Regions from separate parts of the Homo sapiens genome. Here all the other regions are linked to region 1. Evidence: chromatin contacts called from ENCODE Hi-C data. All regions are on one chromosome and are shown on one strand. The core of a region is the stretch at or near the end of the contact, and the rest is flanking DNA. Distances in the headings are between cores, read along the strand shown. Region 1 holds the start of ZNF845 (zinc finger protein 845). Region 2 holds the start of ZNF841 (zinc finger protein 841). Region 3 holds the start of ZNF480 (zinc finger protein 480).

Region 1 (4,979 bases), core at 2,480-4,979:
ACCTAGAAGACAGAGGTTGCAGGGAGAGAAGGTCACCAGACTACACTCACAGCCTGGACGGTAGAGTGAGACTCTGTCTAAAAAAAAGAAAATAAAATAAAAAGAGTGTTTCTGATGTGACTGATGCAGAGATAATAAAATCTGAGTAACGTGATAGAGACTGACGGGCAGAGGGAACTTCAGATGGGGGTGGGAGGGCATGGGAGACATCTCTGAGCCTAGACCTGAAGGAGAAGAAAGGCACAGGGCCGTGATCATTTAGGAACACAGGGTAAGAGCAGGGACAGCAACCTGAGACAGGAAGGGTTTTAGTGTTTGGGAAAAGAGAAAAGCAAATATGACTGGGGCAGAGACAGTCATGCGATGAGGGCAAGCTCCCAGGAGGAGGCTGGACACTGGCAGGGGCCCTGGACACAGGGCTATGGAGCCACAGTGAGGAGTTGGGCTTTCAACATTTGTCCACATGGACCAGAGGTGCCTTGAGGGAAACATGCACTTAATAGCTCACAGCTCAAGATTTTAACAAATGACAACAAAACTGAAAAACAGGCTAACTCGTTAAACTACATTTTGATGTTAAAGGTTTCCAATAAATAATAAAGACTAGAAAGCATGCAGACCTCGATCTGAACTGGACGCAACTAATTTCAAACAGAAACTATTTGGAAATTGTTTTTTAAAAAATCGAACAAATTCAGATGTCAATGGGAAAATAACTGAACAATGTGAGCTGGTTATAGGATGCTGCAAATGCATCTTTCAGAAGTGATTATGTATTAAAAAAGAAATATTTAAAACTAAGATTTATCTCAAAGTAAAACTGCAAAAAAAAAAAAAAAAAAAAGAAAGAAAGAAAGGAAGGAAGAGGAACCAGAAAGAAAAAAAAGAAAATATGTTACACAACGAGAACAAAAGCACTTTTGATGTGCCTTTTGCTTTCATTTTTTGGTGGTGGTGTTTGTTTTTTTGAGATGAAGCCTCGCTCTGCCCCCCAGGCTGCAGTGCAGTGGTACCATTTCGGTTCACTGCAACCTCTACCTCCCAAGTTCATGTGATTCTCATGCCTCAGGCTCCCGAGCAGCTGGAACTACAGATGCATGCCACCATGCCCAGCTTACTTTTTTAGTATTTTTACTAGACACAGGGTTTCACCATGTTGGCCAGAATGATCTCAAACTACTGACCTTAGGTGATTGGCTCCCAAAGTGCTGGGATTACAGGCATGAGCCACCACGCCCAGCTTTGATGTTCCTTTTTTTTTTTTTTTTGAGATGGAGTCTCGCTCTCGCCCAGGATGGAATGCAGTGGCGCAATCTTGGCTCACTGCAACCTCCGCCTCCTGGGTTCAAGTGATTCTCCTGCCTCAGCCTCCTAAGTAGCTGGAATTAGAGGTGCATGCCACCATGCCCAACTAATTTTTGAATTTTTAGGAGCAATGGGATTTCACCATGTTGGTCACGCTGGTCTTGAATTCCTGACCTTGTGATCCTTGTGATCCACCTGCCTCCGCCTCCCAAAGTGCTGGGATTACAGGCATGAGCCACTACGCCCTGATGTCCCTTTTAAAAAGTACTATGGGCCAGGCGTGGTGGCTCATGCCTGTAATCCCAGCATTTGGGGGGCCAAGGCGGGTGGATCATCTGAGGTTGGGAGTTTGAGACCAGCCTGACCAACATGGAGAAACCCCGTCTCTACTAAAAACACAAAATTAGCTGGATGCAGTGGCTCATGCCTGTAATCCCAGCTACTTGGGAGGCTGAGGCAGTAGAATCAGTCTGAACCTGGGAAGCGGAAATTGCAGCGAGCCGAGATTGTGCCATTGCACTCCATCCTGGACAAGAGTGAGATTCCATCTCAAAAAAACAAAAACAAAAACAAAAACAAAAAACAAAAAACGACTATGTAGGCCAGGCACGGTGGCTCCTCTCTGTAATTCCACCTGTAATCCCAGTAATTTGGGAGGCCAAGGCAGGACGATCCTTTGAGGCCAGAATTGAGACCAGCCTGGGAAACAGTGAAACCCCATTTCTACAAAAAAAAAATACAAAACCTAGCCGGACTTGGTGGCTCACGCCTGTGGTCCCAGCTACTCAGGAGGCTGAGGTAAGAGGATCGCTTGAGCCTAGGAGGTCGAGGCTGCAGTTAGAGGAGATCACACCACTGCACCCCAGCCTGGGCGACAGAGCCAGACCCTGTCTCAAACTATAAATTAATTAATTAAATTAAAATTATTACATAATAACAGAAAGTGATTTTTTTCTCCCACTTCACTGCCCCATTTCCTACCTCACCATGGGAAGAGGGAAGAGAGGCTCTCACAATTGAATTAAGTCACTACCCTCTGGCTGAATAGGGATTCCAAGTGGAAGCTGACCTCTAATGCCAAGATTTACAGAATGTATGTGTCTTATAGATAGGAATTTTAAAATTCTCAATATCATCTGTATAATTTAAACAAGTTCTAAGTTATTAGATTATATAAACAGAAGTCAACATATCACAACTAATCATATCCAATGAACTCACCCACTCATCTGAACCCAAAGTCCCCCACCCCTTTTAATCTTTTGAGACAGGCTCTGCTCTGTTGACCAGGCTGGAGTGCAGTGGCATGATCTCTGCTCACTGCAGCCTGGACCTCCTGGGCTCAAGTGATCCTCCTGCCTCAGCCTCCAGAGCAGCTGGGATTACAGGTGTGCACCATCACGCCCAGTTAAATTTTTTTTTTTTTTGACAGAGATGGGGGGGGGGGTCTCACTATTTTGCCCAGGCCGGTCTTGAACTCCTGGACTCAAGCAATCCCTCTGCCCCAGTCTCCTAAAGTGCTAGGATTACAGGCGTGAGCCACTGCGCCCAGCCCCCCTTTCTTCATTACTGTGCTTCCCTCCCTAATTCTGTACATATCTCTCATTCTCCCCTTCTCTCTCTAGCTCTTGTTTTCTTTTTCCCTGGGATCTGCTCCTCCTGCTGTTTTTTGTTTTGTTTTGTTTTTTTCATTTTTGCTCTCTCTTGGCAAATCCCTCACTCATCCTCTACTTTGCCATCTGTTATGGTCTTTCTCATTCTTCTTTTCTCTGTCTCAGGTTTTCTACTGCTCTCTCTCTCAGTCTCCTGATCCCTTTGGCCAACACAATCACAGGAGGGCTTTGGAGTAAGACGCCTGCATCCCGGAGGAGCGCATTTTCCAGGGGCTGGTGCAGGGCAGGCAAGAACACCCGGTGTCATAGGACAGCCCCGGGCACCTCCCCAACGCGGGCTCAGGGTAAGCGGTGACTGCGGTGGGGAGACCTGGGGAGCATAAGGGCCTGGAACGAGGAGGGAGGTGGGGGGCGACGGCGCCTTAAGACAAGACTGGGAGGCGCCAAGGGCGGGAATCCGCCTCGCGGTAAGGACTTTAAAAAGTGCGGGTCGGGAGGAGTCAGAAAAAGGTTTTGAGCAGGGAAACTACGCGATGGGAAGTGTATACATTGCCCTATAGCAGAAAGATTCGGGAAGGGACCATCCTCAGGGCGACTTTAAACCCAAAAGGAAGCGACCCCTGGACTCTGACGAGGACGTCTAAATTTGCTCTAGGTGAAGGAACACGGGTGAGAATTTCCAGGTCTATGGGGACCCCACGTCCCAGGTACAGAAGCGCCGGGGACTTGGGAAGCGCAGACTTAACACAACACAGAGCAAAACTCACCGCTGCGGTGGGACCATCACTCCATGCGATCCGCTTCCGGGTTTGCGCGAATCTGCGCGCGCAGGACAGAAGCCAGGCCTGGGCGGGACCCGCGGGGAGGTAGGCGGGGCCTGAGCGAGGTAGGGGCGGGGCGCGAAGCGGAGAGACCTTCCCCTTTAGAATTGGCAGAAGGCGGGGCCGGGGTGGGACCCGTGCGTCTCTCAACCTCGCTCCCAGCGCCTCTTGTTTTCGAGCTTTGGAGGCGAGACCGGACAGGAAGGCTGAGGCATGATTCAAAAGCCCTGGAATTGTCTGAAACGGGGATGCAAACTAGAATGTGAAATGCAAAGCCCTGCCTGGGTGGAACATACGATTTCATGCTGACGGCCCACAGAACAGAATAGAAATCCTCTCCCTTTCTATTCTCCATTCACTGGGAAAGGAGAGTCCACCCTGTCCTCAGCTTCAGAGATTTCCCTAGGGCCTCCCCCTGGGATGCGGGACGGAGTGCTCAGGCCAGGGAGGAGTGAGGTCACCACCTACTGCTTAAACACAGCAGAGATGCGGGCGCGGGGCGAAAGCCTGAGGTCCCAGCTACTCAGGAAGCAGTGGCAGGAGGATCGCTGAGCCGGGGGGGGGGTCCAAGTTAGCCTGGGCGACAAAGTAACACCTCCTCCGGCAGCGCTCCCTTCCTCGTCTCTCTCTCTCTCCTTTTTTAAAATTTCTTTAAATAAAATTTTTGATTTTGTGAGTTAGGGATCCAACATTATTCATTTTCACGTGGATATCCAGTTAGTTGTCCCAGCACATTTGTGGAAGAGATCTATTACTTTCATTTTTATATTTAGATTTTTCTTTTCTTTTCTTTTCTTTTTTGAGACAGAGTATTTCTCTGTCACCCAGGCTGGAGTGCAGTGGCGAGATCTCGGCTCACTGCAACCTTCACCTCCCGGGTTAAAGTAGTTCTCTTGCCTCAGCCTGCCAACTAGCTGGGATTACAGACGCGCGCCACCAAGCCTGGCTAATAGTTTTGTATTTTTAGTAGAGACTGGGTTTCACAACGTTGGCCAGGCTGGATTCGAACTCCTGACGTCAAGTGATCCACCTGCTTCGGACTCCCAAAGTGTTGGGATTACAGGCGTTAGCCACCGCGTCTGGCCAGGAAAACTCTTAGAAGTTGCGCCTGCATACCACTGGACTCAGCTTGCATGACCACATTCCTTTCAAGGCTCAGAATTATTTAAAGATCCATACATTTACATTGGAATTATTTGATGTTTGAAATATTTAATTTCCTACCGAGATACGGGTACTG
Region 2 (4,979 bases), core at 1,295-3,794, 1.2 Mb after region 1:
GCTGGAACTGCCCACCTCGGCCTCCTAAAATGTGGAGATTACAGGGGCAAGCCAGTTTGCCCAGCTGAATCTCCTCTTCTTATAAAGAAATCAGCCAGATTGGATCAGAACCCACTTTAACAAGCTTATTTTTACTTGATCACTCCTGTAGATGCCATATATCCAAATACAGTTATATTCTGAGGTACTGGGTATTAGGACTTCAAGATAGGGTTTTTTTTGTGTGTGGAAATTTTTCTGCTCATAACACACTGTGTTCTGGACTCCTAAACTTTATGTCCTTCTTACATGCAAGATCCCTTCACTCCCATCAGAACAAAAATCTTTTATTTATTTATTTGAGATGGGGTCTCTCTCTGTCACCCAGGCTGGAGTGCAGTGGCGTAATCATGACTTGTCACAGTCTCGACCTCCTGGGCTCAAGTGATCCTCCTGCCTCAGCCTCCCAATAGCTGGGACCACACATGCAGGCCACCATGCCTGGCTAATTTAATTTTTTGTAGAGATGGGGTCTGACTATGTTGCCCAGGCTGGTCTCAAATCCTTGGCCTTAAGTGATCCTGCCACTTCAGCCGCCCAAGTAGCTGGGACTACAGGAGTGTGCCACTAAGCATGGCTAATTTTTATATCTTCTGTAGAGACGGGGTTCTTGCTATGTGCCCAGGCTGGTCTTGAACTCCTGAGCTCAAGTAATCTGCCAGACTCGGCCTCCTGAATTGTTGGGGTTACAGGCCTAAGCTACCTTGCCTGGCCCATCTGAAAAGTCTTAATCCATTTCAGTATCAACTCTAAGGCCCAAATATCACCTAAATATTATCTGAATCACATATGGGTGAGACACAAGGTGTGGTTCATCCTGAGGCAAAGTTTCTGCCCAGCTGTGAATCTGTGAAGCCAGAGAAGTTATCTGCTTCCAAAATACAATGGTGGGACAGGCATAGGAAACACCCTCAGCCCTGGAAACCACCCTTCTACTTTGTTACTCTGAATTTGATGTTTGTACTTAGCACGTGTAAGTAAGTGCATGAAGTATGTTTCTTTGTGTGTGTTGGGAACGGGTGCTCAGTGTCGCAAAAATCAACACTGAGACAAAGGATCTCTCAGCAAGGCTAGTTTACTTTCTGCAGAAAGGGTGCTGCTCACTAGCAGTCTTGCCACGAGAGTACACATGAACAAAAGAGAAGGGTCATTTATAACCTGACGCATCTGGCCGGGCGCGGTGGCTCATGCCTGTAATCCCAGCACTTTGGGAGGCCGAGGTGGGCGGATCACGAGGTCAGGAGATCGAGACCATCCTGGCTAACGCAGTGAAACCCCGTCTCTACTAAAAATACAAAAAATTAGCTGGGCGCAGTGGCAGGTGCCTCTAGTCCCAGCTACTCGGGAGGCTGAGGCAGGAGAATGGCGTGAACCCAGGAGGCAGAGCTTGCAGTGAGCCGAGATAGCGCCACTGCACTCCGGCCTGGGCGAAAGAACGAGACTCCGTCTCAAAAAAAATAATAATAATAATAACCTGACGCGTCCACCCTACTGCTGTGTCTGGTTTCCATTGGCTGGAATCGGACCCAATTCTGTGCTTGACCTGATTGGCTAGCACCTTAGAACTTCCCAAAAGAGGCAAAGGCAGAGGAGAACAAAGGAAGAGAGGAAGTAACTTGTGGAAGGCTGAGAGAGGCAAAAACACTTCCAAATAAGGAAGAGGAATAGGCTGTGACCTAATGCTTGCTTGGAACAATTCAGGCATGCCAGGGCAAATATCTAGGCTAAAATGTGGGAGCTAAGAACACAGAGTATATTGATTTATCTATTATGGCTAGCAGATATTTAAGAATATTAGCACAGGTCTTTGAGTAAATTTTGCTTCTAAGAGAGGTTACTATCTATTCTCAATTAGACTGGGAGGAAAGTCCCTTTGAAGAGGAACCTCTACTTATTTCATTTTCTACACTGTGTCTAGCACATTTCGCTTGGCATAATGTCTTCTGGGTTCCTGGATCCAGTCACTGCTCCACATCCAATCCCCACCGAGATCCCAGTTCCCTGACTACTGAGTAGCTTCAGCTTTTCTGGTAAGACTGGATGGAGTCCACCAGGCTCGGAAAAATCGGTTTTGACTTAAATCAGTTCAACTTGTTAAGAATAAATCATCTTAGTTTCCAGTATAAGTGGACCACAACTTTAAGATTCAACCTTAAATTCTGAAACATTAATTTAAAATGGGCAAGGAGCAACGCTGCTTCACAGGACAAGAAATAGTCACAAATACTCCCAAACCTGGAAAACAAAATCCTGCTGGGTGAGAGGCGGAGTGGAGAACAGGCCCCGCCTCGGCCCCGCCCACCCCTGGAGGCCCCGCTTCATCCCAGTTTTCGGTCCAGCCAAGCCCCACCTAGTCACGCCCCCTACCGCCCTGGGCCTCCCACCACCCTTTCGGGCCACTCCCAAGTCAGGCCAGTCTTTCCGCCCAGCCCTTTCCTAGTCGCGCCCCGCCTAGGCCCCGCCCCCAGGCCGCCCAGTTTTTCTTTCCGCGCCCAGTTTCCTGCACACCCGGAAGCAGATCGCGCTGGGGAAAGGCCACGTCGCTATGAGTGTGTTTCAGTCTACCTGGATTAAACGTTTGCTTCTCTTCGTCTACCTTGATTAAACGTGCACTTCGCAGTCCTCGGTTCTCCATACCCGTGACCTGGGGATCGCTACGGACCTTAAAATACCCGCAACAGCCCCTTCGTCCCAAGTAAGTAGGAGAATTGCTTCCCTTTCGGTTTAAAATCTCTCTGAGGCCGTTCCTTGCTCTCTGCCTTTCTTCCTTAGGACCATGTAGACAACCCCATTCAGGTAGTGTTCCCGCTTAAAACCCTCTGCTTGGGCCCCGCGCCAAGTCGAGTCCTCATTCGGGATGTGGACTAGCGCCCTTCGCGATCCCCGAGCTCCTCCGTCGTCTGCCCCTGGAGGGGAGCGCCCACTGTCCGGCTCCTGAAGGAGCCGCTTCTCCTCCCACGTCCTGGGATTCTGCAGACCCTCCCTGTCGTGAGACATCGTTCTCCGCGCCACCTCGTGTCGTCCTCACGCCGGGTCCTTCCGCTCCCCAGGCTTCCCCTTCACAGCCACTGCTTTTCTTGACTCCCCGTTGGGACAGGTTACCTGAGTCTGTCTTGTGACACCCAGTGTTCTTCCTTCCCAAATTTTACTCCACTGGAAAATGTGCTCTTCCGGGAGGTGGGCATCCTATTCCTCCCCTTTCCTCCCGAATGTGTGGGTGAGAGGGATCAGGAGAGGAAAAGACGGGGAACGACGGAGCAAAAGGAAAAACTGAGGAGAAAAGAATGAGGGAGACCCATAAATACACGGCAAAATGGATGATACTTTAGGGACTTGCAAAGAGAGCAAGAGTGAAAGAGAACGGATGGAAAAAGTAGCAGGGGGAGAAAAGCACACAGAGAAATTTAGAAAAAAAGGGGACCTTCAGAGAGATGAAGGGCAGCAAAATAGAGTGGGGCGGCAAAGGAGGAGGCACTGCAGACAGACAGACAGTGGGGAGAAGGTGAAAGAGTTGGAGCCGCGGCTGACAGAGCTACGTGGTGCTGGGACTGAAAGAGAGGGAGAGAGGGCAGTGGGTGACAAGCAGAGTAGAGGGAGAACCACAGCAGGGAGTAAGCCTAGGAAATTGGGGGTGCTAGAGAGTGGGAACAAAGGAGATGTAACAGGGAAGAGGGAATTTAACAAGGAGAGCAGAGAGGGAGCTTAGATGGGGGAAAAGAGGCAGAAATACGTGGAGATTGGGGACAATCGGAAAGATTGGGGAGAAAGAGCTACGAGAGGTGAAGTAAGTTGCAGAGCATTGGGCAGAACAGACATAAAAGAGGGAATAAAGAAAGGGGTGCAAAACAGAAAAGGAGAAAAAAAAGACGCTCAGAATGAGAGAGGGAAACACATAGCCGTGAAGAAAGCGGGAGAGGACCCCATCCAGATGCGTGACAGTTGATTGGATATGGATGGTGGTTGTAATATATTGATTTGTGGCTTTATACTCTGATTTGAAATATGTTTAAGTTGTACTCATGAGGATGAAAATCACCAAAGTTTTTTCTATAAGCCTTGTGCATTTTGTATGTATTTGTATCAAAAGATATTTGGAATTCCTATTTAGCCAGAGGGCAGTGACTTGATCCAGTTATTTGTGGTAACTCTCTTCTTCCCAATGATGGAGTAGAGCATAAAGGAGGGGAGAAATGGGGCAAGAAATGACTGACTGTCACTACAAGATATGTCTTTGGTGTTTTTTTTGGCTTTGTTCTGTTTTGTTTTGGGGGGGGACATGGTCTCTCTCTGCCGCCTAGGCTGGAGAGCAGTGGCATGATCTCGGCTCACTGCAGCTTCTACTTCCTGGCCTCAAGCAGTCTTTCCACCTCAGCCTCTCAACGCACTGGAATTACAGATGTGAGCCACCACACTAGGCCTACAAGGTATGTCTTCGCAGAAGCATTGAAAGTCTTGTTTTTTTGTAATGAATTTACTTTTTTCTTTGTAGTTGCTTTACAGTTAATTAATTGTTATTTTGGAAGCTTGAGATACATTTTATTCAATTGCTTCTTTCCTATAGTTGCTAACTCCAGAAATAAGATTTGGTGGCATCCAATAATCAGCTGATCTCATTCATTTCTGAATATTAAGTGCCATCATTTTTTGAACTTTTACCCCATAATTTATTAGATTTTTCAAAAACTTTCCAAACTGTTAAAGTGTCCAATATAGTATAGTCACCATGGTGTACATTAGCTTCCTCAGAACTTCTTCATTTTATAACAGAAAATTTGTACCCTTTAACCAACATTTTCCATTTTCACCCCCCAGCAGCCTGTGGCAACAACTGTTCTACCCTGTTACTATCAATTGGACTTTTTTAGATTCCACTTGTGAGGTCATACAGTAATTGTCTTTTAGTGTCTGTCTTATTTCACCTAGCATAATGTCTTCCAGGT
Region 3 (4,979 bases), core at 1,842-4,341, 1.0 Mb after region 1:
AGACAAGAAACTCCTACAGGAAGAACAACAAGTGAGTTTTTTACTCGTCTTCAGAACCTGCTCCCCTCCTAGAGATGCCCACACGCACGCTGCAGCAGTGGGGAGCTGGCCTGGTCTAAGCTCCCCTTCAGGGCCAGACCCAGCCCTGACCAAACCCCATGCAGAGCACAGCCCCTCCTCTCCTCTCTATGGATCCCAGGCTCATGTAATCCCTCAGAAATGGAGGACACAGAGCCTTGGTGCTCAGCACCAGAGACAGAACACACTGGAATCCCCGTATCCATGGGGAAGATGTCCCAAGACCCCCATTGGATGCCTGGAACTTCAAACAGTACTGAACTCCATTTATTCCACCCTGGCCAACATTGTGAAACCTCGTCTCTACTAAAAATACAAAAATTAGCTGGGCGTGGTGGCACACACCTATAATCCCAGCTACTTGGGAGGCTGAGGCAGGAGAAATGCTTGAAACTGGGAGATGGATGTTGCAGTGAGCTGAGATCATGCCATTGCACTCCAGCCTGGGCAACAAGAGTGAAACTCTGTCTCAAAACAAAACAAAAGAAAAAAAAAATCAGGGTATCCCAAAGCCCCTTCTTTTGATTAATTTGCTAGGAGGGTTCTTCCATCGGGCTAGTCATCTGTATCTTTTGCAATATTCTTCATAGCAAATGGGTAAAACTAAGCAAAATGCTTCCTTGAGTTCTGTGAATGAGGCTAACAAATTAATAAAATCTGAGCAAAGGGTCAAGGGAATCTTCAATTTTTAGATGTTTGGTTGAAGTTCAGGTCCCAACCAGGAACTTACAACCAGCACGTGAAGTAGCGGCAGCCTTGTGGAACTGAGCCCCCAACCTGTGGGATCTGATGCTAACTTCAAGTAGACAGTGTCAACTTGACTGAAATTACGGATCACCCAGGCGGTGTCTGACGAATTGCTTGTTGGTGGGAAGAAATCCCCACACATTTTGTTCATCAGATATGAAGCATTCTGTGTTGAGTGTTCACTATTGTGTTGACTGCAAGAGTAGGAAAAACACTTTGGTTTTCCTGCTATCTTTTACACTCGCCCACACCCTACCCCATCCCAGGAAAAGGAAAGTGGGTGACCCACACCTGAATGACTCAAGTCACTGACCTGTGCCTGAATAGGGAATGTGAGTGGAAGCTAAAGTCTGATGCCAAGAATTATAAAATGCACCAGCCTTACAGACAGGAGTTTTGCATATCCATTTTCATCTGTATTTTTAAAGTATATTTCATATTATCAAATTATAAATAGATAAATCAATGTCACAACTTAATCATAATATCCAATCAACTCACCGTTCATCTGCACCCAGGGTTCCCTCTTTTCTGGGTACTGTGTTTCCCTCCCTCATTCTGTACGTATCTCTCATTCTCACCTTCTTTCTCTAGCTTTTTTCCCCCTTTATTTTTCCCCTAAGATTCTGCTCATTTTGAGCCCCTCTCTTCTCCTGATGTTTCTCCCCTTCTTCCTTCTATTCCTTCTCTTCCACCTGTTCTGCTCCATTCTGGCAACTTGTTTCACCCCTCTTCCAAACTTTCTGCTCAATCTTTGATCATCCCATTCTCCACCTATTTGTCTCTTTTTTTTTTTTTTCCCTGAGACGGAGTTTTGCTCTTGTCGCCCAGCCTGGAGTGCAATGGCGCAATCTCAGCTCACTGCAACCTCCGCCTCCCGGGTTCAAGCAATTCTCCTGCCTCAGCCTCCTGAGTAGCTGGGATTACACGCGCGCGCTGACGCCCGGCTAATTTTTGCATTTTTAGTAGAGATGGGGTTTCACCATGTTGCCCACGCTGGTCTCAAACTCCTGACCTCACGTGATCCACCCACCTTGGCCTCCCAAAGTGCTGGGATTACAGGCGTGAGCCACTGTGCCCGGTCTTGCCTCTTCCCCTGACTCTACTCCCCCTCTGCTCTCTCTGTTAAATCCCTTCTTTTCTGTTACACCCCCTTGTCCCCACTCTCTGGCACCCTGAGATCCCAGGCCTCCACCTGCTGTGGTTCTCCCTCTGCTCTCGTTGTCACCAGCTGACTCCTCTTGCTGTCCCAGCACCACGCTGCTCTGTCTGCCCTGGCTCCAAATCCCTCCCCCTCTCCCCCACTCTCAAACTGAGGAACTTCCCACTTTGCTGCCCCTCTCACTATCTTGCTGTCCTTCATCTCTCCGGAGATGGAACTTTTCTCTGCATTTCTCCAGTTGCTTTTTTCCCCCTGCTACTTTCTCGGCTTCATTCGCTGTCTCTGCAAATCCTCCATCCACTCTCTACTTTGCCATCTGCTTACGGCTCTCCCTCAATCTTCTTTTCTCCTTCAAAATTTTTCTCTTTCTTCTCCCTCGCTCTCCGTCTCTCTTTCTGCACACATTCACATGGAAGGAATTGGGATCCGATGTCCACAAGCAGAACACCTTTTCAGTGGGGTGTTATTTGGCCCGCAAGAACACTGGATGTCAAGAGACAGAGTAAGTCACCTCCCCACACGCAGGGTTAGGAGAAGCGGTGTCTGGGAAGAGGAGGCCTGGGGAGTAGCGGGGCCCCGTATCAAGGAGGGTAAAGGTAGGGTCTGGATCAAGAGATGGGTGGCGTCTGCAGAATCCCAGCACTGGGCAGAAGACGCGGCTTCTCCTGGATTGAGATTGGAGCGCTGTGCTCCAGGGCCAACAAAGGCGAGGCTTGGGGGACCGCATAGACCGGAATCCGCCTAGCGGGGGAGGACTTTACGCTGTGCGGGGCGGATGTAAGCATCACTGAAGGACTTGAAACAGGAAAACTCCGCGACAGGAGGTGACTACATGGCCCTGTGGCAGAAGGACGGGGGACAGGACCCGCCGCCGAGCGATTTAAACACACAGGGAAGCGACCGCCTGACTCTCACGGAGACGCCTGAATTTGGTCGGGGTAGAGGGAGCGGTGCGAGGATTTCAAGGTCTGTGTGGCCCCTCAGATCCCGGGTACAGAAGCGCGGGGGAGTTGGGAAGCGCAGATTAATTTACACAAAGGGAAACTCACGCGCCGCGGCGTGACCTTCACTCCACGCGATCCGCTTCCGGGTTTGTGGGAAACTGCGCGCGCAGCGGAGGGGTCCGAGCGGGGCGGGGGCGGGGGCGGGGGCGGGGGCGGGGGCGGGGGCGGGGGCGGGGGCGGGGGCGGGGGCGGGGGCGGGGGCGGGGGCGGGGGCGGGGCGGAGTGGGGCTTGCGCTTCCCTCCGCCTCGCTTCCAGTGCCTCTGTTTTCCGGGTTTTGCCGGGGAGACCTGTCAAGGAGACTGGAGCAACTCAGCTGTCTCGGAACTGTACTCTTGCCGGGACTGAGCAAAGTCGGCTAATGATTAGATCCAGGAAAATTCCTGCTATTAAAGTTAATCTTAAGCCGACCGTGCGGTCGGGCACCTGTAGTCCCGGCTACCCCGAAGACTGAGGCGGGAGGATCGCTTGAGCCCAGGAGTTCGAGTTTACACTGAGTTATGACGGCCACTGCACTCCAGCTTGGGCGACAGAGACTCAGTCTCTCAAATAAATACATAAAAAACTAAATTTAGCAATTTAATTAAGCCCTGGGATTGTCTGTGAAAGCGACGCAAGTTAATACATGAACTGCAAAGCCCTGCCTGGGCAGAATGTGCAATTTCATGCTGACGGCCCACAAAGCAGAATAGAAATCCTCTCCTTTTCTATTCCCTGTTCTTTCGGGAGGGACAGAGGTAACCCTGTGCTCAGCTCCAGAGAGTTTTCTAGTGACAGCACCAGGGGCATGGAGGGCTAAGGCCAGTGAGAATTTAGGTCACCAATTGTTGGTTTTAAAAAAGCATTAACCGGGCGAGGTGGCTCACACCTGTAATCCCAGCACTTTGGGAGGTCAAGGCAGGTGGATCATTTGAGGTCAGGAGTTCGAGACCAGCCTGGCCAACACGGTAAAACCCCATCTCTACTAAAAATACAAAAATTAGCTGGGCATGGTGGCATACGCGTGTAATCCCAGCTACTCAGGAAGCTGAGGCAGGAGAATCGCTTGAACCTGGGAGGCGGAGGTTGCAGTGAGCTGAGATTGTGCCACTGCACTCCAGACCAGGCAACAGAACAAGACTCTGTCTCAAAAAAAAAAAAAAAAAGTCAAAAAATATGTTAATTTAACATTCTCAGGATTTTAAAACTACAAAATGCTGATGAAAGAAATCAAAGACACCCAGATAGAGACATATACAATATCAATTTATTGATAAACTCAACATAGAAAAAAATGTGAAATTACCCCAAATTGATACACAGGGTTAATATATTTACTATCAAGGCACTTCGTAGATACTGACAAGATTATCCAAACAATTATGTAGAAAAGCAAAAAACAAAACAAACCAACAGAAATCCCAAAAAACCTGGAATAGCTCAAACATCTGAAAAAAAAGATAGAGCAGCATGCTCCCGGGAGGTGAAGGTTGCAGTGAGCTGAGATCACTCCATTGCACTCCAGCTTAGGCAACAAGAGTGAAACTCCATCTCAAAAAAATAAATAATAAAATAAATAAATAAAATAAAGATAAAGGGTTGGAATCACTTCACGTTACTTCAAGTCCTCTAATATAGTGAAAGCATTTTTTCCTTTTTCATATTTACAATAAAACGTTTATACCTGCCATTGTCTTGTGCATACTCTTGTCAAAAAATATTGTCTCCAAACAACAGTCTCATTTTTGTGTCCCCTAAAATTTTCACTAGAGTGACATTCGGAAAAAATGTATTAAGCATAGCATCTGGCCGGGCATGGTGGCTCATGCCTGTAATCCCAACACTTTGGGAGGCCGAAGCGGGTGGATCACCTGAAGTCAGGAGTTCAAGACCATGCCTGGCCAACATGGTGAAACCCCATCTCTATTACAAATACAAAAATTAGCCAGGTGTGGTGATGGTGCATGTCTGTAATCCCAGCTATTCGGGAGGCCGAGGCAGGAGAATCACT

What was found. A loop is a pair of places that touch in the nucleus more often than their neighbours do. Pooled maps may share reads with other maps.
Region 2: a pooled map shows a loop between it and region 1 (10-fold over the local background). The contact joins the promoter of ZNF841 here to the promoter of ZNF845 in region 1. A Hi-C loop is called at or near these places in 6 of 50 pooled maps.
Region 3: a map of CD8-positive, alpha-beta T cell shows a loop between it and region 1 (6-fold over the local background). The contact joins the promoter of ZNF480 here to the promoter of ZNF845 in region 1. A Hi-C loop is called at or near these places in 2 of 168 maps with a recorded cell type or tissue (CD8-positive, alpha-beta T cell and naive thymus-derived CD4-positive, alpha-beta T cell), 1 of 37 single-sample maps with no recorded cell type and 7 of 50 pooled maps.

The regions. Positions count from the first base shown.
Region 1 is chr19:53,332,499-53,337,477 of GRCh38, reverse strand. It overlaps ZNF845 (zinc finger protein 845), which reads right to left and starts at 3,729. Exons shown (of 4, transcript NM_138374.3): 1 at 3,686-3,729. RefSeq lists enhancers at 3,241-3,330, 3,601-3,650, 3,749-4,613 and a silencer at 3,721-3,940.
Region 2 is chr19:52,093,330-52,098,308 of GRCh38, reverse strand. ZNF841 (zinc finger protein 841) reads left to right here and starts at 2,544. Exons shown (of 7, transcript NM_001136499.2): 1 at 2,544-2,734; 2 at 4,338-4,463.
Region 3 is chr19:52,295,281-52,300,259 of GRCh38, reverse strand. It overlaps ZNF480 (zinc finger protein 480), which reads right to left and starts at 3,091. Exons shown (of 5, transcript NM_144684.4): 1 at 3,037-3,091. It overlaps ZNF766 (zinc finger protein 766), which reads right to left. Exons shown (of 4, transcript NM_001010851.3): 4 at 4,214-4,979. RefSeq lists enhancers at 2,860-2,909, 2,980-3,029.